Regions from separate parts of the Homo sapiens genome. Here region 1 is linked to region 2. The links are chromatin loops, found by intact Hi-C in ENCODE. Cell type or tissue: ovary. All regions are shown on one strand. Each heading gives the region's core, and the rest is flanking DNA. Links, peaks and the distances in the headings are about the cores only. Region 1 has its middle 9.9 kb from the start of GPR35. Region 2 overlaps ANKMY1 (ankyrin repeat and MYND domain containing 1).

What was found. Hi-C counts contacts between places; a loop is a spot of excess contacts. Peaks named below come from ENCODE experiments on the same cell type or tissue, not always from the same donor. Only the 100,000 strongest peaks of a DNase experiment are listed, where the experiment ranks them.
Region 1: it touches region 2 in a loop (1.8-fold over the local background); 2 of 110 quality-filtered maps call a loop at or near these places.

The regions. Positions count from the first base shown.
Region 1 is chr2:240,610,340-240,620,851 of GRCh38, reverse strand. It overlaps a transcript of GPR35 not described here. Among named protein-coding and RNA genes, the nearest start is that of GPR35, 9.9 kb to the left of the region's middle. In ovary, for the core only: no CTCF peak of the experiment used is centred there; DNase peaks (open chromatin) are centred at 1,251 and 4,461.
Region 2 is chr2:240,500,711-240,512,560 of GRCh38, reverse strand. It overlaps ANKMY1 (ankyrin repeat and MYND domain containing 1), which reads left to right. Exons shown (of 18, transcript NM_001282771.3): 11 at 560-700; 12 at 3,106-3,213; 13 at 4,870-5,001. Among named protein-coding and RNA genes, the nearest start is that of GPC1-AS1, 50 kb to the right of the region's middle. RefSeq lists an enhancer at 8,019-8,519. In ovary, for the core only: no CTCF peak of the experiment used is centred there; DNase peaks (open chromatin) are centred at 5,250, 6,440 and 8,540.

The DNA.
Region 1 (10,512 bases), core at 415-8,414, 110 kb before region 2:
GAGAACTGAGTGTGTGGCCACAGAGGGGCAGGGGAGGGCAAAGCCTGTCAGCTGTGGGGCAGAGGAGGTAGCGGGCAGGGGTCCTGGGGGGTGGCTGCAGAAGACTAGCACCTGTGGCCTAAGGTCCCCTCCAGCCAAGACCCCGCCCTGTGCTCAGCCTCCTGTGATGGCCCCATCCCCACAGGGGGTCCCCACAGCCCAAGTGCAGGGCCCTTGGCAGGAGCTGGGCACCACCGCAGGACGAGCAGGGGACACGGGGTCCCAGGGGTCTGGAAGGGATCCTGAGGGGCCCTGAGAGGACCACGATGGGGGCAGGAGGGGTCCTGAGAGGGTCTGAGGGGCTGCAAGTCGCACCCAGGGCCCTTCCCTGCCTCCCCCGTGCCCACGCCTCCCTTCACCAGGCACCCTCACAGTGGAGCCTCCAGCTCTGCCCACCTGCAGCAGGAGGCCCCTGGGCACTCAGGGGCCGTCTCCACGCCTTGGAACTCCTGCCCCACCTTCACCCAGCCTATGGGGTGTCGAGGCATCTGGCCACCAGCAGGGAGATCCCAGCCCTGGCCACCAAAGGCCAGAAGAGGCTCCTTGGGCTGAGGGCAGGTGACCCCAGCCCCTGGGCCACCCCCGCCAGCTCACTCACCCTGATGGCTCCCACTGCCTGCTCCTGGGGACCCACTGCTGCCAGATGCCCCGCTGGGGTCCCCACCTGGCCTCGGGGTGGGCCTTGGGTGCTGCCCCAGCCAGGTTTCTGCTATTTCCAGCGGCTTTCCCTTTTCTTGGCCCTGGACAGCAGGGCCACCCTCTCGGACTCCTTCCCCTTCCTCTGCACAAGGCTCTGTGACTGGGAAGCTGCCTGCTCCTTGGCCCTTCAACTGCCAGCTCTCTGTCCCCATCCCTAGGGCCCTCCCTTCTCAGCAGAGAGAGCCATCGGGCCCCCGCTTGAGGCCCTCCCAACTCACTCGCCCTCCTGTCCAAGAGCCCCGCTCCTAAGATCCTCACTCCTAAGTGCCACTTCCTGGCTCGGGAACCTGCAGAGGCTCCCCACTGCCTGCCTGAGGCCGCCTGCCAGCCGCTGGAAGGTCCTCCACTCTGGGGAGACCTCCGGTTGGGGGAGTCTGGCGGGGAGGGAGGAGTAACTCTTGAGAGCGGAGTGTGTGTCGTGTGCTGTCATCCCCGCCCTAAACTGAACCATAAACACCCAGTGGCTGGACAAGGAAGGGGCAGTCCCTCCAGCAGGGATTTTCCCCACGTCCTCCCCGGGGCAGCAGGATCCCGGCCTGGCTGGCTTGCAGCAGCCTGTCTAGGATGGGCCCAGGAAATGGCAAGTTTAATCACGCCCAGGAGCCACTGAGGCAGAGGGTCCTTAACCCCAGAAGAAGCACTGTGTGGAGAGTTCTCACTCCCGTTCTTTTGCCCTATCCTGGGACCACCAGCCTTCAGAGACACTTCCTCCGGAGCCAGGCAAGACGCCTGCTGATAGAGATGGGAGTAGACGCTCACAGAGGAGATGTAAATTGCTCCTTAAAGATACGAAACGATGCTCAAAACGATCATAAAAAGAGAAACACAAATTAAGCTCAAAACGATCATAAAAAGAGAAACACAAATCAAAAGTTCACTGCAACACCATTTCTCCTCCATTAGTCAGGTCAAAATCCAAGAGTCTGACCACAATAGAAAGACGTCCTCGGATATCACCCATTGATCACTGATCTCTAAGGTGGCACAAACCCCCAGGCAGGTGGATTTGGCAATATCTTTAGCCAAATTAGAGATGCATTTACTCTTTGACCCAATAACCCCACTTCTAGGAATGTACTCACAGAGAGACGCAAGGACTATGAAGCATGTACTTCAGCAGCTCTTCACTGCCACGGTGTGGAGTGGGGACAGCCCGGGAACCACTCAGCATCTCTCCCAAGGGCCCAGGTTGAATGAAGCGTGTTCACACCACAGGACACTGAGCACTTGCAAAGAGGAGGGAGAAATATTTCTACACACTGTCATATGGTCATCTCCAGAATGTATTTGTAAATGAAAAAAAGCATGTTTATGTACATATAGACAATTGATGTGTTTTTAGATGGAGCCATCAGCTGTATGTTTTACAAATGGAAAGATAAGCTACAAAATTTGCTTTAAATTAAACTGTTACCTGTAGGAAACAGGTGGAAATGGGATGGGGATAGGGACGGACTTCTGTGACCATATCTTGGTTTCTAGATTTGGATTTAGACTCATGTCAAATGTTTGTGTAATTACTTAATTTAATTAAATTAACTTGTAAAAGGAATTCTTAAAATTGAAAGCAAAATGAAACTAACTGACTTGCATTATGGGTTGACAATATGAACCTACCAAACTCTTCCAAGTGATTTTAAAATCCAGTCATTTGGATGTATATCCATATAGCCTGACAACAAGAAAGAATGGCAAAAGAAGTTTTCATTATTTTAAGTAATCATTTTCCAAATAATTTTAAAACACTGTTTTGTCTGTACGTCGACACAACCCAAGGACTTTAAAAGTATCTAAAAATAATTTTAAACTATTTTCAGTGGTTATATACTGTTGATGGTAGTGTTGGTAAAGTCATTTTGAAAATATTGTGTGTGTTACAGGATAAAACAAATGAATAACTATGTTGGGTATTGTTTGAGATTTTTGGTGTGGGAGAAAGGAGATGCAGATATATTATCAATAAGATTAAGTAAAAACTATGTAAATCCGAATTTAAATAGAAAGTATCCATTTGTACTCATAATGTGTCTTTCAAAAAAAAAAGCCTTAGTTCTGTCCACTGACAAGGCCTAAAAATGACGACAAATCCAGTAACCACAAGCACACCTAACACCCAGACTGTGGTCTCTAAGTACCATTTCTCTTGAAGAGGAAGAGGGGCTCTTGGAGAGAAGTGTATGCTGTCCAATCTGGGTTAGGAAATGTCTAATGTAATTCTGGAATGTCTTCTTATGCCAGAGAACAAAGTAGCTGTCAAAGATTATTAGGGCAGTGCCAAAGGGGCTCAGGAGTTAAATCAAATAGGCTGGCACTGGACAAAGACAGGAAGATCTGAATATCAATAAGGATAATAATGTTAATGGGAACATCAAAAAATGTTTAAACTCATGAACTTGTAATTATACTTTAAAAACTCATTAGTCATTGTTGAAAGATGCCAGGAAAACAGTTCATTATTTTATAAATGAGGAAAGGAAGGGAAAGAATCAAGCATTTGCCCTGCCTTTCCTATGCAAACTGTACCTCAACATGACCAAAGAGTTAATGAAGGAACACTTCTTTTTATAGATACATTTCTGCTAATAAATAATGAAGGAAGACAGAAGTAGAATATCACTACTTTGCAAACCCTGATGGATGAATGAAACTAGCATTAGGGTTAATTATCTATTATTTTAGCTGTGCATTGTCAGCTACCTATTGCTACACAAAAAAATTACCTCTAAAATGAGAAGATTAAAACCACAGAGTTTTATCTCCCAGTTCCTGTGGGTCAGGAATTCGGGCTCTGCCAAACTGGGTCCTCTGCTCAGGGTCTTTCATGAGTCTGCAATCCAGGTGTCAGCCGGGGCTGCAGTCTCATCAGAAGGCTCAGCTACGAGGAGATTCACTTCCAGCTCCCCCAGGTGGCTGTTGGTAGAGTTTCAGGTCTTTCATGAGTCTGCAATCCAGGTGTCAGCCGGGGCTGCAGTCTCATCAGAAGGCTCAGCTACGAGGAGATTCACTTCCAGCTCCCCCAGGTGGCTGTTGGTAGAGTTTCAGGTCTTTCATGAGTCTGCAATCCAGGTGTCAGCTGGGGCTGCAGTCTCATCAGAAGGCTCAGCTAAGATGAGATTCACTTCCAGCTCCCCCAGGTGGCTGTTGGTAGAGTTTCATTCCCAATGGGCAGCTGGCCTGAGGACCCCAAATCTTCCCTGGTTCCTGCCCTCAGTTCCTTACTGGCCATGCCTCTTCACAGGGCAGCACACAGCATGGCATCTGGCTACCCCAGAGCCAGCGAGAGAGAGTATGCATCCAAGACAGATGCCATGGTCTCTTTCAACCTAATCACGGAAGAGACAACACATCACTTTTTTTTTTTTTTTTTTTTTTACTGTATTGTTTGTTATAAGTGAGTAAGTCCAGCCACCCTTCAGGAGGGAATTGCATGACAGCAGGAGGCAGGAATCACCCACTGGGGGGTCTCTTGGCAGCTTCCTGCCACATTCGTGATCATTGGTGGCTGCTGGCCTCACAAAGAGACCACCAGATATCATGAGCCCCCTGGCAGAAATGCATGCCCTGCTGATGAAGTGGGCTTGTCAAAAAACCAAAACTCTCACCTGAATCTGGTGAAGTATCGGAGCTGACTCGCAGTCGACAGGAGATTGGCAGGCATGGGAACTCCAGCCATACAGGCTGGACTTTGCAAGTCCAGTCTGCAGGAAGCTGCACAGGGCAAGAGACCTAGGAGGGGAATAGAGAGACGGAGGAGGAAGCTGCCAACTAAGAACCCAACAGGTATGTCGGCCGGGACCGCGGGGACCTCGTATGCATCCTGTGGAGCCACTGCTGTCGAGGTTGGGACCACGAGCCCAATGGAAGGTCACCCTCAGGCCTGTATTCACGACTGCAATAGTGCAGGCAAGAGGCAAACAGAAGGAAAAAGGTGCCGGCTCCTCTACGTCCCATTTTTGCCCCCTGGATGACATCAGGCAGATGGGGAGATGATCTCACTACCAAGCAGGCGAAACAGAAGGCTCAAACAAAAGGATCTGGCCTGGGGAACCGTGGAGGAGGCTAAGGGTGGAAAGTGCCGTCTGGGGCAGGAGGGCTGCTTCTCCTGTGGGGCCTGCTGGCAACAACTGCGGTTGGGCCTGAATGATCACACAGAGGATTTTGGCCTGCAGCCAGACTCCTCAGATCCAATTCAACCAAATAAGCTCTTTTTAAAAACGTATAAGGTGGGAATTGAGCCTCATCTCCCTTCCCTGCTGCAAAACTCCATTGTGGTAGCCTCCGTTGAATAAAGTCTACCTTACTGTTCTCTAAAAAATTGTAGAAGTAGAGAAAATGTAAAAGTTAACTCCTGTTTGTTGCAATTAAGGAAAGGTTCATTTCTTGGCTAGATGTGATAATGCTTACTGTGGTCATGTGTTTTTAAAAGTCCTTATCTTTTATTCATGTGGCATTTTTTGTAGATAGAAGGATATGATGTCTGGCACTTATCTCAAAACATTTTGAGCCCATAGATGGAGTGTGGTGAAGCACAATCAGTTGTGACTCTTTGGCTCTTGCCAAAGGTGGGGTGATGGGCACAAGGGGTTATTACACTTCTGCTTATTTCAGTCTGAACATTTCCAAAATAAAAGGTCAAAACCAAAGGTGGCCAAACACCCCACTGCTAGTCTGTAGAAAACGTGGGAGTGTGTTGTGGCCTTCTCCTTTAACTCCACGGCAGTGCAGGAGAAGATGGGGTTTCCTCACTGGCCCTGAAATGAACGATCCCTAAGCATCACAGGCAGGGGAAACAGACGGAGAAGGGACTCACGGGTCTACATGAGGCTTAGAGAGGACTCGGCAAGGGGCTTTTGGGCACCATCTGAGCAGGAGGGCAGCGTGCTGGGGCCTCGTGAGCCCTGGGGAGACTGCACTTGGGCTCGAAGGGCCTGGGTGGTGGTGCAATACAGCTTCTCCCTCGCCTGTCCACGTGTATGTGTACACACACACACACACAAGCACAGGCATATACATACACACACAGACACATGTAAACATACACACATGCACATATACTATACACATGCACACACATAAAAACAGACACATCACACAAGCACTGCATACACACATGCACACTCGCATATAAACACACATAGATACATATACAAATACACACATAAACATGCATACACACAAGCACACACAAATGCATATATATGCACACATATATACATATATACACATACACATATATATAGATACTACATATACATACATAGATATATACACATACAACATACACACATGCACATGTGCACATACACACACACTCTGATAAGCTACATCATTGGAGGGGCCTCTGGGTGGAGGGACAGGACTGTCAGCCCGCATAAGCCCGAGCCAGGGGCATGGCGGTGCCATGCCAACTGCGCCTACCCGGTCCCTCCCTAAAGGAACTCACACAGAGATGGACACCAGGCAGGAAGCACCCATGCTGGGGGATGAGCCCCCTTCCACATGGGCAAGGGGAGAACCGGGAGAGCAGAGTCCTCCTCAGGACCAGGGGCAGGCCTGTTCCAACGGCTCAGGTGGGTGCCAGTCTTTGTACCCTCAGCCCCAAATCCATGCTGCACAGGTGGGGAAACCAAGGCCTGGGGGCCAGGGGCTGGCTCAAGTCCCTGGGAAGTCTGAAGGGAGAACTGGAATGGTGATCGTGAAGGTGACGGTTAAGGTGAGGTCTGACATTGGCTGAAGAGTTGTTTGGATCAGAGGGTGCATTTGGATTAGGGTTAGGATTGGAGTTAGGGTTAGAATTAAGGCTAGAGGTAGAATTACAGTGAGGACTAGAGTCAGGGTTAGGGTTAGAGCCAGGCTGTGGTCAATACAAGGCTTAGGGTTAGGGTTCAGGTTAGGGTTTGAGCCAGGTTATGGTCAACATGAGACTTAGGATTAGGGTTTGGGTTGGAGTTAGGGTTAGTGCTAGGGTTTTGGCTAGGGTTAGTGTTAGGGTTAGGCTTAGGGTTAGGGTTGGAATTAGGGGTTAGGGTTCGGGTCCACATGAGGCATGGTTAGGGTTAGCGTTAGGGCCCACATGAGGCATTGTTAATTAGGTTTAGGGCTCGGGATAGGGTTAGGGTTGTAGTTGGTGTTATGGTTAGGGTTAAGGTTTGGGTTGAGTTAGGGTTAGGGTTAGAGTTTCGGTTAGGGTTATGGTTGTTGGAGTTAGTGTTATGGTTAGGGGTAAGGTTTGGGTTGAGTTAGGGTTAGGGTTAGAGTTTTGGTTAGGGTTATGGTTGTAGTTGGAGTTAGTGTTATGGTTAGGGTTAAGGTTTGGGTTGAGTTAGGGTTAGGGTTAGAGTTAGGGTTTCGGTTAGGGTTAGGGTTCGGGTCCATATGAGGCATTGTTAATTAGCTTTAAGGTTCGGAATAGGGTGGAGTTAGTGTTATGGTTAGGTTTAGGGTTAAGGTTTGAATTGAGTTAGGGTTAGGGTTAGAGTTTTCGTTAGGGTTTGGGTTCGAGTTAGGTTCGGTTCTGCCTGAATTTTAGGGTTATGGTTAGCATTAGGGTTGGAGTCCACATGATTTATGGTTATGGTTAGGGTTATGGTTAGGATTTGGGTTCAGGTTAGGGTTCCAGGCCACACGAGGTTTAGGTTTATGATTAGCATTAGGGTTGGGGTCCACATGACTTATGGTTCATTATGGTTTACTTGGTGCTCCCTCACTTTAACCATCTGATGAGATTCTTCACTCCTTGTCCAGGGCCTCTTTTACACACTTGCACTCAAATGCACACCCTCCAACACTCCCCTCTCCACCCTCATAGTGCCAGGTAGGTTTTCCCATGTTCTGCTGTCCTCTCTGCTCACTCCTCATCTTGAAGGCCTGGTCAGTGTTTCTTGTCCCCTCTCCTCCTCCTTCTGGGTGGCCTGCAGCGCCTGCTGTCCCCACACTTCACCTTCTCCTGTTCCGCGTATCTTCTGGAGCTCTTGTTTACTGAGCATCCCAGCTGGTCCCTGAGCTATCAGGCTCTGCCTCACTCCTTGTCTGGGGTTACTGAAGGTCTGCCACAGCTCATGTTACAGTTGAGGTTGGAGTTCCAGGAATTGCCACTGATGAGGCTGATTGCTCAGCTTCTGCAGTTGTGCAGAGTCTCTGCTGTCTGCAGCTGAGGCTGGGTTATGTCCGCGCCCCTGGGAGGTCGGGGACAGTGACTCTGTGAGCACAGCTCCAATCGCAGAATTCTGGAGAACCATCACCAGGAGGCCCTGCAGGCTGGGATGTGGATCCCACCCATGGCCACGGTTCTCACCCACGCTCTGACCTCCCCAGACCTGCCCTTCCCCTTCTTCCTCTGGAGAAGCCCGGATTTGATCAGCTGTTTGCCTCCTCCCGAGGCCCCGCTGGCTGCCAAGCCCTGCTGAAGAGCCGTGTGCGGCTCAGGCCAGTCTTGCAAATTCCTCTGAAAGAGAAGTTCCCACTCACAGAGTCCATTTCCTCACACCCCCTCGGGGTCCACCTGCTGAAATCTGGATCCCACCATGGTCAGCCCACCAGAACCTCTCACTGAGGAGGTGAGAGCCCTTTGGACTCCCATGTCCCTAGAGCCCAGAGCACAGCTGACAGGCAGCACCTCCACGCACCCACCAGCAGCCTTTGGCCAAGTCAGTAAGTCCCTAGTCCTTTTTTTTTTTTTTTTTTTTTTGAGACAGAGTCTCGCTCTGTCGCCCAGGCTGGAGTGCAGTGGCGTGATCTCCACTCACTTCAAGCTCCGCCTCCCGGGTTCACGCCATTCTCCTGCCTCGGCCTCCCGAGTAGCTGAGACTACAGGCGCCCGCCACCACACCCGGCTAATTTTTTTTTTTAGTAGAGACGGGGTTTCACTGTGCTAGCCAGGACGGTCTCGATCTCCTCACCTCATGATCCGCCCGCCTCGGCCTCCCAGTCCCTAGTCCTTTTTAAAAAATGTTTTAATAAGATGTTGAGTAGATCTAAATGAACACCAATGCACCCACCGTGAAAGTGAAGGAACAGAACTTAAGATGATCTTTGAGGCCCCCTTGCACTTTGCCCTGAAACATCCTTCTGCCAATGTCCCAGAAGTAACCACAAAGCCACTTCCTCGTGTGGCCTCCATGACACACGCTTCCTTGTTTTGCTCCTTCGCTGGCCTCTCCTTTCATCTCTACTGTCCTGCATTTGGGTCCCTAAAATGTTGGGGCTCCTCAGGGTTTGGTCCTGGACTCTTCCTGTCCCATCGCACGTTCTGCATCCACAGACTACCTTGTTCCCATTCATTCAACAGTCACCCCTCTGCCCTTCACCCCTAGAGCCAGCTCCAGCCCCGGACACTGCCCTGAGCTCTGGACCTTGTAAAGAAATGTCTACCAGGTATCTCCTCTTGGATGCCTCAGAAGCACTTTAAATGCAACTTGTCCAAAACTGACCACATCATCCAGCCCTTTCATCACTCCCCAAACTAATCTTCCTTCAAAGTCTCCATCTCAGAGAGTGGTTCCTCTTGTTACCCAGGCCACATATGTCAGTGTCATTTTGGAATCTTTCTCCCCCCATTCCTCCTACATCCAATCAATCATAAATAAGTTAAATATGCATATCATAAACCCTATTGCAGCTAATGAAATGATAAAACAAGGAAGTATAATAGTCTAGAAGAGATAAGTGAAATACAAAATAGTCAACTAATCCAAAAGAAGGCAGAAAAAGAGGAGGGAAAATGAGTACAAAGAACAGAGGAGATGAATAGGAAACAAATAGCAGATGGTAGGTTCAAACCCAACCATATCAACCATTACATTAAATGTGACTGAGGTAAACAATCCAGTTAAAAGACAAAGACTATTGGCCAGGCACGGTGTCTCATGCCTGTAACCCCAGAACTTTGTGAGGCCGAGGTGGGTGGATCATTTGGGGTCAGGAGTTCGAGACCAGCCTAACCAACATAGGGAAATCCCCATCTCTACTAAAACTACCGAAAAAAAACAAAAACAAAAACAAACAAACAAAAAAACACAGCTGGGCGTAGTGGCACGCACCTGTAATCCCAGCTACTCAGGAGGCTGAGGCATGAGAATCACTTGAACCTGGGAAGTGGAGGTTGTAGTGAGCAGAGTTCATGCCACTGCACACTAGCCTGGGTGACACAGTGAGACCTCATCTCAAAAAAACAAAAAGACAGGCCGGGTGCAGTGGCTCATGCCTGTAACCCCAGCACTTTGGGTGGCCGAGACAGGCAGATCACGAGGTCAGGAGATCAAGACCATCCTGGCTAACACAGTGAAGCCCCATCTCTACTAAAAAAAAAAAAAATTAGCCGGGCGTGGTGGCGGGCGCCTGTAGTCCCAGCTACTTGGGAGGCTGAGGCAGGAGAATCACTTGAACCAGGGAGGTGGAGGTTGCAGTGAGCCGAGATCATGCCACTGCACTCCAGCCTGGGTGACAGACCAAGACTGTCTCAAAAAAAGAAAAAAAAAAGTTAAAAACTTAGCCACGTGTGGTGCCACATGCCTGTAGTCCTAGCTACTTGGGAGGCTGAGATGGGAGGATTGCTTGAATCTAGGAGTTTGAGGCTGCAGTGAGCCCTGATGGTACCACTGTATTCCAGGCTGAGTGACAGGAGACTCTTCGTCTTAGGGGAAAAGAAAGCAAGAAATGACAATATGCTGTCTGCCTGATATGATATATACTTTAAATATAAACAAAAGTTAAAAGTAAAAGAATGAAAACAATGTAAAAGAATGGAAAAATTTATAAAATGCAAGCATTAATTAT
Region 2 (11,850 bases), core at 1,155-9,154:
CAGTCCACAGGGCGTGGGGGTCCCCATGCGGACCTTTTGCAGGTAACTCCATCTCACGCCTTTCCGAAGGTTCATAATTGCAGACAGAGGCCAGTTCCATGTCCCCAGGGCCTCCTCCAGGCCGAAGCCATCCTGTCCCACCAGGCCCTGCCAAGCTCCAAAAGACCCCCAGTCATGGGCCGCAAGGCCATGTCTTCCTTCCTCCACAAGGGGTTGAGCCCCTTGAGGGCAGGAGCTCTGAGGCTTTCAGTCGCCAGCACACAGCAGGAGCCATTGAGCGCACGAACATGCTGGACATGGTGTGCGCAGCTCACCCACTGCGTGGGGGACGTGGGAGGGGAGGGCACAGAATGGCTCTGACCTCTGTGGATGTTGGGGTGTCTCAGAGACAGGCATGCAGGGAGAGGCTCGAACAAAGTCAGGCATCCGCCTTCAAGAGGGTTTCGCAGGGTGAGACTCCAGACCCGCAGGCTGGGGAGGAAGCTCCCTTGCTCCGTTTGCCTTCCCGTGGGCACACGGCAGGTCCGTGGGCGCTGGCGGAGCCCTCCGTTTTACACAGCTGGACCTGCTGCCCTCAAGTCTGAAGCTCAGCAATGAGCCAGGCCCTCCCCAAGCCTACTACAGCACGGACACAGCCCTCCCGGAGGAGGGGGGCAGGACGGCTCTGCACATGGCCTGCGAGCGGGAGGATGACAACAAGGTGAGGGCAGCCAGGGCCTGGCGGGGGCACAGGGCTGCCCAGCGGTGGGGCCACCTTCCAGGGCCTTGTGCCCCCGGAAGCATGTGTTCTCATGCTGAGTCTTAGGCAGAAGCCAGGGAGCTTGGAAGGATGGGGAGGGAAGCAAGGCAAGGCGGGAGGACGGGATTTCCCACTCACATGCACACACGCACGCCTGCGCACGGGGCCTGGGTGGCGGCATGAAGTCTACTTCTTACCACAGGGCCTGGTCAGACGTGTTTGGGAGCCTCTGGCCTGGGCTGTGACCGTCTGGTGCTGCTGACCCTCCTCTGTCATCCTCATGTGTCTCTGACTCAGGACCTCAGGGTTGGTCTTATCTTCCAGAGCCCTGGGCGGTGCCCCTTTGGCCCTGTGGCCGCTGCCTCCTGCCTGCCTCGAGGGTTAATTCCTACCAAATTGGGTGTGGGAACCACTCCGAGGATGCCCAGCGGCTGGGGTGGATGCGGGGAAACTGAGGCCAAGTCTCAGCTTTGCCGTGTGGCAGCAGATGCAGCCCAAGCCAGTTGGCCACGGAGCACATGGCACACCGAGCCTCAGTTTACCCACTTACAAATGAAATTAATGATCCTGGGCCTTCAGCAAGGTGGTAACTTGTGTGGTCCTGACATGAGCGTGAGGATGAGTGTGCAGGAGTGCCATGTGTGCTAGTGGGCATGCGGGTGACACTGGGATGGGGATGGGCAGACAGGGAGGTGGGGAGGTGGGGGCACTGACAGGCCTCCCTGCTTCAGAACATCCCTGTCTGGTCAGAGCCTCCTTGGAGGGTAGGGAGAAGGAGCAGGTCTGTTGGGTCTTCTTGGGGCCAGGCGCTCTGCCCTGAGTAGACCACCTGAAGGGTGGCAGGAACTCACGTTAGGAATGAACAGTGAGGCTCCAGGAAGGCGGCTGGTCAAGGCTCCCACCGTGAAGGACGAGGCCTGGGCAGTGAACACAGGGCTTTCTGTTCGCACACTTGTGTCCTGATGACAGATTGGGAAAGTTGTGGGGAAATAAAAGGAGACACTGAATGTGACACTATCATTGGGTACAGGACAGACTGGCAGGTGGAACTTCAGTGCTGCAGGCGTGACGGCTGCAGCAGTCCAGCCATCACATCTGTATCCCAGAAGGGAGGGGAAAGGGGTCCCTTTCCCAGGAGCCCCTCAGCAGACTTCTGTGGGCACCTCCTTGGCCTGGCCAGCAAGACTGCGGGAAAGGGGAGTGTGCATGGTGGTTGGGCCAGCCAGACACAGGGTCTGCCGCATCTGAGGGGCACAGTCCCAGCAGAGCACTGGGATAGGGAGCTGGGCCAGAGAAGAGTCCCTGCAGTGGGGGAGGAGGAGTCGCAGAGGTCAGGTCCTAGTGAACACTTCTGGGAGAAGAGGAGGAAGAGAAGGGAGCAGCTGAGGATTGCACAATGGGACGTTCTGACAGGGGAGCAAGGATGAGAGAATGGACAGGAAAACAGAGGGGTTCCCAGGGAGGAGTCAGGGAGGCGGGAAGGGCAGGGACGGGGGAGGAGGGCAGGAGGCAGGGAGGCAGGAAGGGCAAGGATGTGGGGAGGAGGGCAGGAGGCAGGGAGGCAGGAAGGGCAAGGATGTAGGGAGGAGGGCAGGGAGGCAGGGAGGGCACGGACTAGGGAGGAGGGCAGGGAGGGCAAGGACTGGGGGAGGAGGGCAGGGAGGGCACGGATTGGGGAGGAGGGCAGGGAGGGCAAGGATGGGAAGACAAGGGCAAGGAGGCAGGGAAGCAGGGGGGCAGGGAGGCAGGGAGGGCAAGAATGGGGAAGGAGAGCAGGGAGATAGGAAGGGAGGACAGGGACGGGGGAGGAGGACAGGGAGGCACAAAGGGCAGGGACAGGGGAGGAGTCAGGGAGGCAGGGAGGGCATGGATGGGGGAGGAGGGCAGGGAGGCATGGACGGGGCTGCCCTCCTGGTGCAGAGAGTGCTCCACCAGCCGAGGGTGGGGCTCTTTACACTCAGGCCGTCCTCTACGATCACTGAGCCCTGGTGGAGGAGGTGCTCCTCCAGTCACACCTGCTGTATGCCAGGACCTGCCACGTGGTCATGTGGTCTGGACTGTCCCTTGTCCTCTGAAAACAAACTTTAAATCAACTTATGCATCAATGTCCTCCTACTTTTCATTTGGAAGTGATGAATGCTTAGAAAATATCTTCTCCATTTGAAGATCCATCCACCTCCCAACCCATTCACCTATCCATCTATGCATCCACAATTTTGAACACCTTGTGTCAGGCAAGGTAATGGTTGGCAGGAAGTAGCCGTTGAGTGACTACATTGATTTCATGGCATTTAAATTAATGACTACCATCAGGTGCTGCTTATGGGTGGGGGTGCCTCTCTAACCTGTCATTTCTCCCCACCCAGTGTGCCAGGGACATAGTCCGGCTCCTTCTATCCCACGGAGCAAATCCTAACCTGCTGTGGAGTGGCCACTCCCCGCTCTCCCTGTCCATTGCCAGTGGGAATGAGCTGGTGAGCATGTTCTGTACCCACAGACCTGTGCACCTATGTGTTTCCGTCTCCAGTGCCCACCCCACCAGTCCGTCATTGGGATTTGAAGTTGTTGGCCATTTATCCATCCATCCATCCATCCATTCATCCATCCACCCATCCACTCACCCACCCATCTATCCACCCAACTACCCATTCACTCACTCTTCCACTCACCTGTCTACCCATCCACCCATTCTTCCATCCATCCATCCACCTGTCCACCCAACTTCTCATCCACTTATCCATCTACTCACCCATCCATCTACCCTCCACTCATCCATTCATCCATCCTTCCACCCAACTACCCACCCACTTATTCATCCTCTCATCCATCCATCTATACATCCATCCTTTTAACCAGTCACTCATGTATCAACCCAACTACCTATCCACTCAACCGTTCACCCATCCATTCATTCACCTATTCACCCATCCGTCTGTCCATCCATCCATCCATCCATTCATCCATCCACCCACCCACCCACCTACCTAGACATCATCATCCTTCATTCACCCAGTTGGAAGGATCTACCGTCCACCCATTCATTCATTCATTCATTCATTCATCCATCTATCATTTAACTGTTATTTACTGAGCATCTGCTACGTACCTGGCAGGCACCATTCTAGGCACTAGGTGTTGAATTAAACAGTCTCTGCTCTCAAGGATCCTATATTCTCGTTGGAGGAGCCAGGCCATAAACTAGTATGTAACACAGTTTCAGGAAATGACAAGTATTATAAAGAAAATAAAGCTTAGTGAGGGGATGGAGAGTGATGGGAAGGCAGGCTACTTTAGCAGGGTGGCATGAAATGCTTCTCAGATGAGGTGACATTTCAGCAGAGGTCTGCAAAAGCTGAAGGCATTCATAGAATTTGTGAAAGCTGACGTAGAATGGGGCTTCCAGGTGCTTCTGCAGAGGCCAGCACCTCTGCTCCCTGCTTTCTTCTCTCCTGCACGGAGTCATCCATTCAATAAGTCATGTGGGGCCCCTGCTCAGGGCTAGGCCCTGTTAGAGGCAGGGGTGTGGAGGGAAGAGAGCTTTGTTCTGAGGGGCAGAAGCTTGTGAGAGCCAAACACTAAGGACCCGTGTCTGGCCACGGCTGTCCTTCTTCCTGGGTGGAATCTGAGCTGGCGGCTGGGCACACAGCAGGGAGAAGGGAGGTGTGCCTCTTTCTGTGCCTGGCCGAGTGGTCACATTGACACTGGTGCCCCGGTGCAGAGGCAGATAGCCTGGGCACCAGGCAAATGTGCTCCTAACCCTGTGCTGGGACTGGCCCCTGGGCTTGGCTCTGTCTGGGGCTGAAGAGCAAGGTGGGAGCTGGGAACCACGCTGGAGAATCCCCATTTTGTCAGGGGACAGAGAAAGTGCTGGAACTGGCCCACCTGGGTGGAGTTCCAGCTCCTCCCTAACAGACCAGCCATGGGACCCCTCCCCGCCCAGCATCATCCTCTGTGGGACAGGCCAGCAGCGGGACCCACTGTGGGTAGGATCCGTGGGAAGGGCCAGCGGTGGCCTCCGTGAAGCCCCTGCTTTCAGGGGTTAGTTCTGGAGTGGCCCAGCCCTGGGGCCTTCCCCTCTGTCAGGGGAAGTGACATGGTGGCCACTGATGAGACTGTCTGTGTATGTTCAGGTTGTGAAGGAGCTCCTGACCCAGGGAGCTGACCCCAACCTGCCCCTGACCAAAGGCTTGGGCAGTGCCCTGTGTGTTGCCTGTGACCTGACCTACGAGCACCAGAGGAACATGGACAGCAAGCTGGCCCTGGTGAGGGGCAGGAGGCTGGGGTGGCCCTGGTGAGGGGGTTTGAGGGTGGTGGGGTGGCCCTGAGTGAGGGGTGTGAGGGCTGGGTGGCCCTGATGAGCGGGGAGGGGAGTGGGTGGCCCTGGGTGAGGGGTATAAGGGCTGGGTGGCCCTGGGTGGCAGGGGTGTGAGGGCTGGGTAGCCCTGGTGAGGGGGGGCGGGAGGTTGGGGTGGCCCTGGGTGAGGGGAGGGAGGAGTGTGAGGTGGGCTGGCCCTGAGCATGGGGAATGTGGGGTCTGGGGGTGGGGTCCTCATGGACTTCTCTGCCTGGCTGTCATTCCTGGCGGGCGGTGGGTCATTTGTTCTGTGTTCTCCAAGCCTTGGTGGTCTAAATAGTGGAGAAAGGACAAAATATTGTCTGCTTTTAGTATTTTACAGGCCTTAAAAAATATGAAGTGGCAAATCCACTCAGCAGACCAGACAAAAAAGTTCCCTGAAATTTGTCTCGGTGAAAACAAGATTCAGGATAGACATAGACCTCACCTTGGTCCAGCTGCACAATTCTGGCTTTCTCAGTGGTCCACGCAGCTGCTGGGCGGGGGTTTGGGGCATTGTCTCCTGGCCACAGGGAGCGGCTTTCTTAGGTGGAAGCTCACAGTCGGGAAATCCTGCCCGCGCTGGAGACACCTTCTGTCCTGAGCCCTAGGCACGTCCCTGGAGTGTCCCTCCCATGTGGCTCTGGGAAACTCTCAGTGGCTTTGGCTCAGGCAGGGCCTCCCTCTGTGCCCTGCTGCCTGCTGCCCTCCGCCCATGCCAGCCCTTCCTGTGTCCGCTGTGGGCACCACCCACGACCTTGCTTTCCTCAATCCATCTTGGTACACACTTTGGTTCTTACCTGTCTGAGGGAGAAAAAGGGGGAAGGAGGAGGGGGGTGAGACTCAGGCGTCTGGAATGGGGGGCGAGACCCAGGCATTTGGAAGGGGAAGGGCGAGACTCAGGCGTCTGGAAGGTTGTTTGACGTCACAAAAGGGTAGCTTTACTTAAAAGAACTGAGACTTATCTTGAGATGCTGTTTCCAGATCTGATTTTAAGTCTCCTGTCCTTCTTCCTAAGACCCTGTTCTGTCTGGATAGACTAAGTGAGGACGCAGAAGTCAGTTTTCCATAGGCGGCAGAGGATGGAATGAAACAGTGTGTGTGGGTAGTCGGCACCATTTCTGGACCTGGGGGCTGGGAGGGGCCCCCTAATGTTCTTTCGGAGCTTCATAGGGCCCAGGATTGATGACCAGTCTCTTGTTCATCTAAGTCTGAGTAAATAGAGAAAGGACGCGAGACGGGAGAGGCAGCTCAGGGGGCAGCGTTGTTGTGTGTGGACGCTGAATGTGCCTTGAACATACAGAATAGTCCTTCGTCCGGGGTTGGGGGCTCCCAGCGCCTCATCCGGGGTTAGGGGGCTTCCCAGCGACTTGTCCAGGGTTGGGGGCTCCCCAGCACCTCGTCCAGGGTTAGGGGGCTCCCCAGCATCTTGTCCGGGGTTAGGAGGCTCCCCGGTGCCTCATCCGGGGTTAGGGAACCTGGTAGTGCTGCCAACCCTAACCATGCTGTCTGCTTCCACTGGATATTTAGGAAGGGGAAGGGCTCCTTTTTTTAAACCTCCCTTAAATGGTCTCATCTCTGACTGTTGTGTGCTGTGAGCTGATTCCTGGTCCTTTGCTGTGATCCTGGCCCTGACTCCTGCCTGGCTTTCTGGGGCATCCAGGTGACCCCTACATACCACGTATATTCTCACCCCAGACCTGAAATCAGCTGACTGGGCTTCGACTTCTTTATTTCATTACTGTTTGTTTATTTACTAATTTTAATTCTTTTCAGACTCACAGAAAAGTTGAAAGCAGTACAAGGACACCCTGAGCCCTCACCTAGACTCACCACTTCTGAGTACCTGACCATGCCCCCAACTCTGGCCCTGTCTGTCTCTGTCTCTGTCTCCCCTGCCCTCCCCCTCAGCCAATGGACACGTTTCTCTTCAAGAGCCTGCTTTCAGTTCTTCTGGGAACTTGCCTGGAAGTGGGATGGCTGGGTCCTATGGTATAATCATTCTATGTTTAATTTTTTTTTTTTTTGAGTCAGAGTCTCACTCTGTTACCCAGGCTGGAGTGCAGAGGTGTGATCTCAGCTCATTGCAACCTCCGCCTCTCAGGTTCAAGCAATCCTCCTGCCTCACCCTCCCGAGTAGCTGGGATTACAGGTGTGCGCCACCACACCCGGCTGATTTTTATATTTTTAGTAGAGACGGGATTTCACTATGTTGGTCAGGCTGGTCTTGAACTCCTGACCTCAGGTGATCCGCCCGCCTCAGCCTCCCAAAGTGCTGGGATTACAGGCCTGAGCCACCGCGCCCGGCCATACGTTTAATGTTTTGAAGAACCTCCATACTATTTCCACGGCAGCTGCACTGTTTCATGTTCTCACCAACAGTGCACAGAGTTCCAGTCACTCCAGACTATCACCAAGACTTGTTATTTTCTGTTTTTTTGATAGTAGCCATCCTAATGGATGCGAGATGGTATTTTATTGTGTGTATGTGTGTGTGTGTGTTTAACAGAGTCTCACTCTGTCGCCCAGGCAGGAGTGCAGTGATGTGATCTCTGCTCACTGCAACCTCTACCTCCCGGGTTCAAGTGATTCTTGTTGGGATTACAGGCGCCCACCACCACACCCAGCCAATTTTTGTATTTTTAGTAGAGATGGGGTTTCGCCATGTTGGCCAGGCTGGTCTCGAACTCCTGGCCTCAAGCGATCCACCTGTCTTGGCCTCCCAAAGTGCTGGGATTACAGGCGTGAGCCACCACACCCGGCCTTCTCATTGTGGTTTTGTTGATTCGTATTTCCCTAATGATTAGTGATGTTGGACATCTTTTCATGTGCTTATTGGCCATTTCTATATCTTATTTGGAGAAATGTCTATTCAACTCCTTTGGCAATTTTTGAATCTTTTTTTTTAATATTATTGAGTTTTAGGACATTTCTATCTATTCTAGATGTTAATCCCTTATCGGGTATGTAATTTATAAATATTTTGATATACAAAAGTTTTTAATTTTCATGAAGTCCAGCTTGTCTATTTTTTCTTTTGTTGCCTTTGCCTTTGGTGTCATAGCCAAGAAACGTCATGAAGCTTCTTCCTGTGTTTTCTTCTAAGAGTTTTATAGTTTCAGCTAGGACCTTTCACGAATACTTTTCCGTAGCCTCCTGGAGAATCTGGTGCTTTTCTCTATGATGGTTTCATGGGATCTGAGTCCAGAGAGTCCCTGAAACCCTAGGGGTGCCCTGGCTTGGGGGTATACATAAATGATGGTGCTGCAGGACCCTTCTGCTAGAGGCCTGGGCTGCCTGGGTCCTGGCGAAGCCTCCATCTCCCACCACGTCTTGCTGTTCAGGCTGTGGCAGAACCTTGTTTCAGGGGCTCTTCCTCTGGGCACTCCTGTGGCTGCTGCAGCAGACCATAGCCTGGGCGGCTGAAGCCACAGAAATGAGCTGGCTCTGGTCCTGGAGGATGGAGGCCGCGATCGAGGTGTTGCAGGGTTGTGACCCTGGTGCAGACCTCGCTGTGGCTTCTGGGGGCTTGGTGGCCACCTCTGCCCTCCTCAGCTCATGGTGCTCTGCCTGCATGCATGTCTGTCTCTGCAGCCAAAAGTCCCTTCTTAAAAGACAATGGTCATATTGGACCAGGTACCACCCTAAGGACCTCATGTTACTTTGATCGTCTGCAACGACCCTATGTCCAAATAAAGTCACGTTCACAGATCCCGGGGTTTAGGACTTCAACTTACCTTTTTAGGGGACCCAGGTGAACCCACCACACATGGCTTCGGCGTTTTCAGTCCTCTTCTCCTTTCTCCTTGGCTACTGTTCTTGGCCTCGGCCCATGGTGAGCTTGTGGGATGCACAGGCCTGAGGTGGAGCTTGTTCAGGGTCTGGGGTCACCAGGCCTCCTGAATATTCTCACACTAAACTTTCTAAAGATTGTCCCAGAAATGAACGCGTGAAGCTCGAACCTTGACCCTGGGCCCCCCTGACTCCCTGGGCCCCGCCATTTGGATGGCTGCAGCACCAGGCATGGGTTCCACATTTGTCTTTGAACGGCCAAGGAAGGGGCTGCCAGAACATGGGTTAGCAGTGTCTGGAGAAAAGCCACTGCAGAAAGGAGCTTTCATCAGCCAGGGGACCTTCAGAAAGTCCCCTCCAGGGGGACAAAATCCTCTTCTCACGAACATTTCTAGCTCCTCTCACTGGGCAGCCTCTGCTGAGATATGGGGCCCCAAATTTCCCTAATTTGAGAGCAGAGCAAATCCCACTGAAAGATCCATGTTCAAGCCCACTGATCCTGAGAAACTCCTCAGAGACACACGCTGGGCTGGTCAGCCTCAGGCCGCCCCTTCCTCTTACCGGAAAGGTCCCAGCCTTCCCTCCCGGTGCCGTTCAGCAGGGTTTGTGGTCTCAGAGGCAGAGCCCCTGGGCAGGGCTGGTTTCTAGAGTGTGCTGATGCTGCTGGGGTCTAAAGAGGTGTGGAGGACAGGGCCACTGGAGAGACGGGCTCTGGGGATGGAGGGGCCAGCTCATCCAGCTGCAGCCGAGGGCATGCCTGGGGAGCCTCAGCAGGGGAACGGGGTCATTGGGCCGTGGAGGTGGGGCAGGGGGCCTGGGGGTGTAGGGCGGAGGCAATGATGTCATAGTTCAGATGTGGGGGCTTGGGAGGGGAGGGTCTGGAGGAGAGTGTTGGTGAGTGAGGGGCGGATGCAGTGATGTCATAGTTCAGATGTGGGGGCTTGGGAGGGGAGGGTCTGGAGGAGAGCGTTGGTGAGTGAATGGTATAGCACTGGGACAGCAAAGTGTATCTCAGTTCTCACCGTGGATGAGGTGGTCACTCTGGGCAGCCAGGGCCAGGGTGGGAAGACACTCCTGGTGAGCGACGGGCAGGTCAGCAGATGGGGAGGGGCTGTGGTTGGGGAGGAAGGGGTGAGGACATGGGACCTGGGGCGAGAAAGCCTCAGGCCAAAGCACACACTGCATACCCTGCTGGGGCTGGCTGTCCCCAGTGACTCCCAGGGGTTGGGGTCAGTGTGGAAGGGTCTGTGGAGACGTGGGAGCTGTGGGGATGCAGAGGTTCCCAGGAATGATGTTTGGGCAGAGGCTTCTGCTGAGATGTTGGGCCAGAGGGGAGAAGGTGCCCAGCAGGGTGAGACTAAGAGGTGAATCCCAGGTGCTGCTGAGTAGCCAGTCCTGGGAGCCTGGGGGTGGGGTGGGGTAGGTGGCTGCATCACTGCCCTGGCAGAGCTGTCCAGAGAAGCCGTCCCGGTGCCAGGACTGAGTGAGGCCTGGGTGCCCTACGTAGACAAGACTTGGGGGGTGGGGGTGGGCTGGCAAGTCCCCCAGCAACATTGGGCAGGGAAAGGTCGATCCATCATCCACCCACCTGTCCATCACCACACCCCTGTGGCAGCCTGTACCCAGCCCTCGCTTACCAACCATCTGCCCACCTTTTCCTGAAAAAGATTTGATGAGGTGGTGGGGCCTCGGAGGGATGTCCAGCAGGGAACCGACTCATGGGACTTTTGGCAAGTTATCATGGCTTCCGCAGGAAGGAGAGTGAAGACGATGGGGGTCTCATGGGTGGATCTGGCTGGCTCCATCCTCAGGAGCAGTGGAAAGCAGCCTCCTCCTCTGCCTGGCGTAGGCCTTGCCTGGCCTCACTTGGCCTTGAGGAATCTGTATAAACTCCACCCATGCCCCCATGTGCCAGGGAGTCAGCCGTTCAGGCCAGGCTGGCCACTAGTGTTGGTGGCATTGGCCATTCCACCGTCCCGCACTGTGCCTGGTGCCATGCCCGAGGCGTTGTGCTCATGTGTTGCTGAGAATGCAGGGCTCCAGTGTTTGCGTGGAATGTGTGTTACGCATGTCACAGAGTGTGAGGATCTCACTGGGGGAGTTGTGTATCCCTGATTTCTGGCCGTGCTTGCACTTGGCTAGCAAGGCACACACGCACACAGCAGTGAGCCTTCCACAGATGATGGCCTGGTTTCCATCCACTCACACAGGCTGCCCTGAGCCTGCCAGGCCCCCTGATAGAACTTGCCTCCTCCCATGTCAGGTGGGGCAGCCTCTTTAGATGATATTTGCTTTGGATGGGATTGTTGTACCTATTGAGCCAGAGACCATTGCTGTGGTATATTTGCCACAAGTCAGGCACACATGCACATAGGTGCATGCATTCACACATTTGTCAGGCATACTTGCACTCACTCACAAACACACATGCATGCCCTTACTCATACATGCACACACACTGGCCCCCACTCATGCACAGACACGCATGCACGCACACATACTGCACACCTACCCACCTATGAACATGCATGCACATATCCACACACGCTCACCCACTAGCCCCACACCTGCACACACACACACATATCCACACACCCACATACACGCAGGCACACACCCAGCCACCCATGAACACACATACACATACCCATGCATGCACACACACTGGCCCCCCGCCCCACACACATCTACATACAAGCATACGCGTGCACTCGCTGTCTTGTTGAGCAACATGCCCCCTGGCGTGTTGGGATCTGATGAAGAACAAGAGCTGCCCGGTGTCTGCCTCATGTCACTGACAGCCTGAGGGGAGCAGGACTGTAATGGATGTCACAGACTCTGTCGATTCTATGGTGCTGGGAGTCGGGTGCCAGGGAGGGCTCCCCGAGGCGTGGCCTAGCCTTGACTTCGCTGTGACATCATTAGGGCGAGGCTCAGCCCCAACTCCTTGTCCTTGAGGTCAGCCCCGTCTCCATCTCCCTCTCCC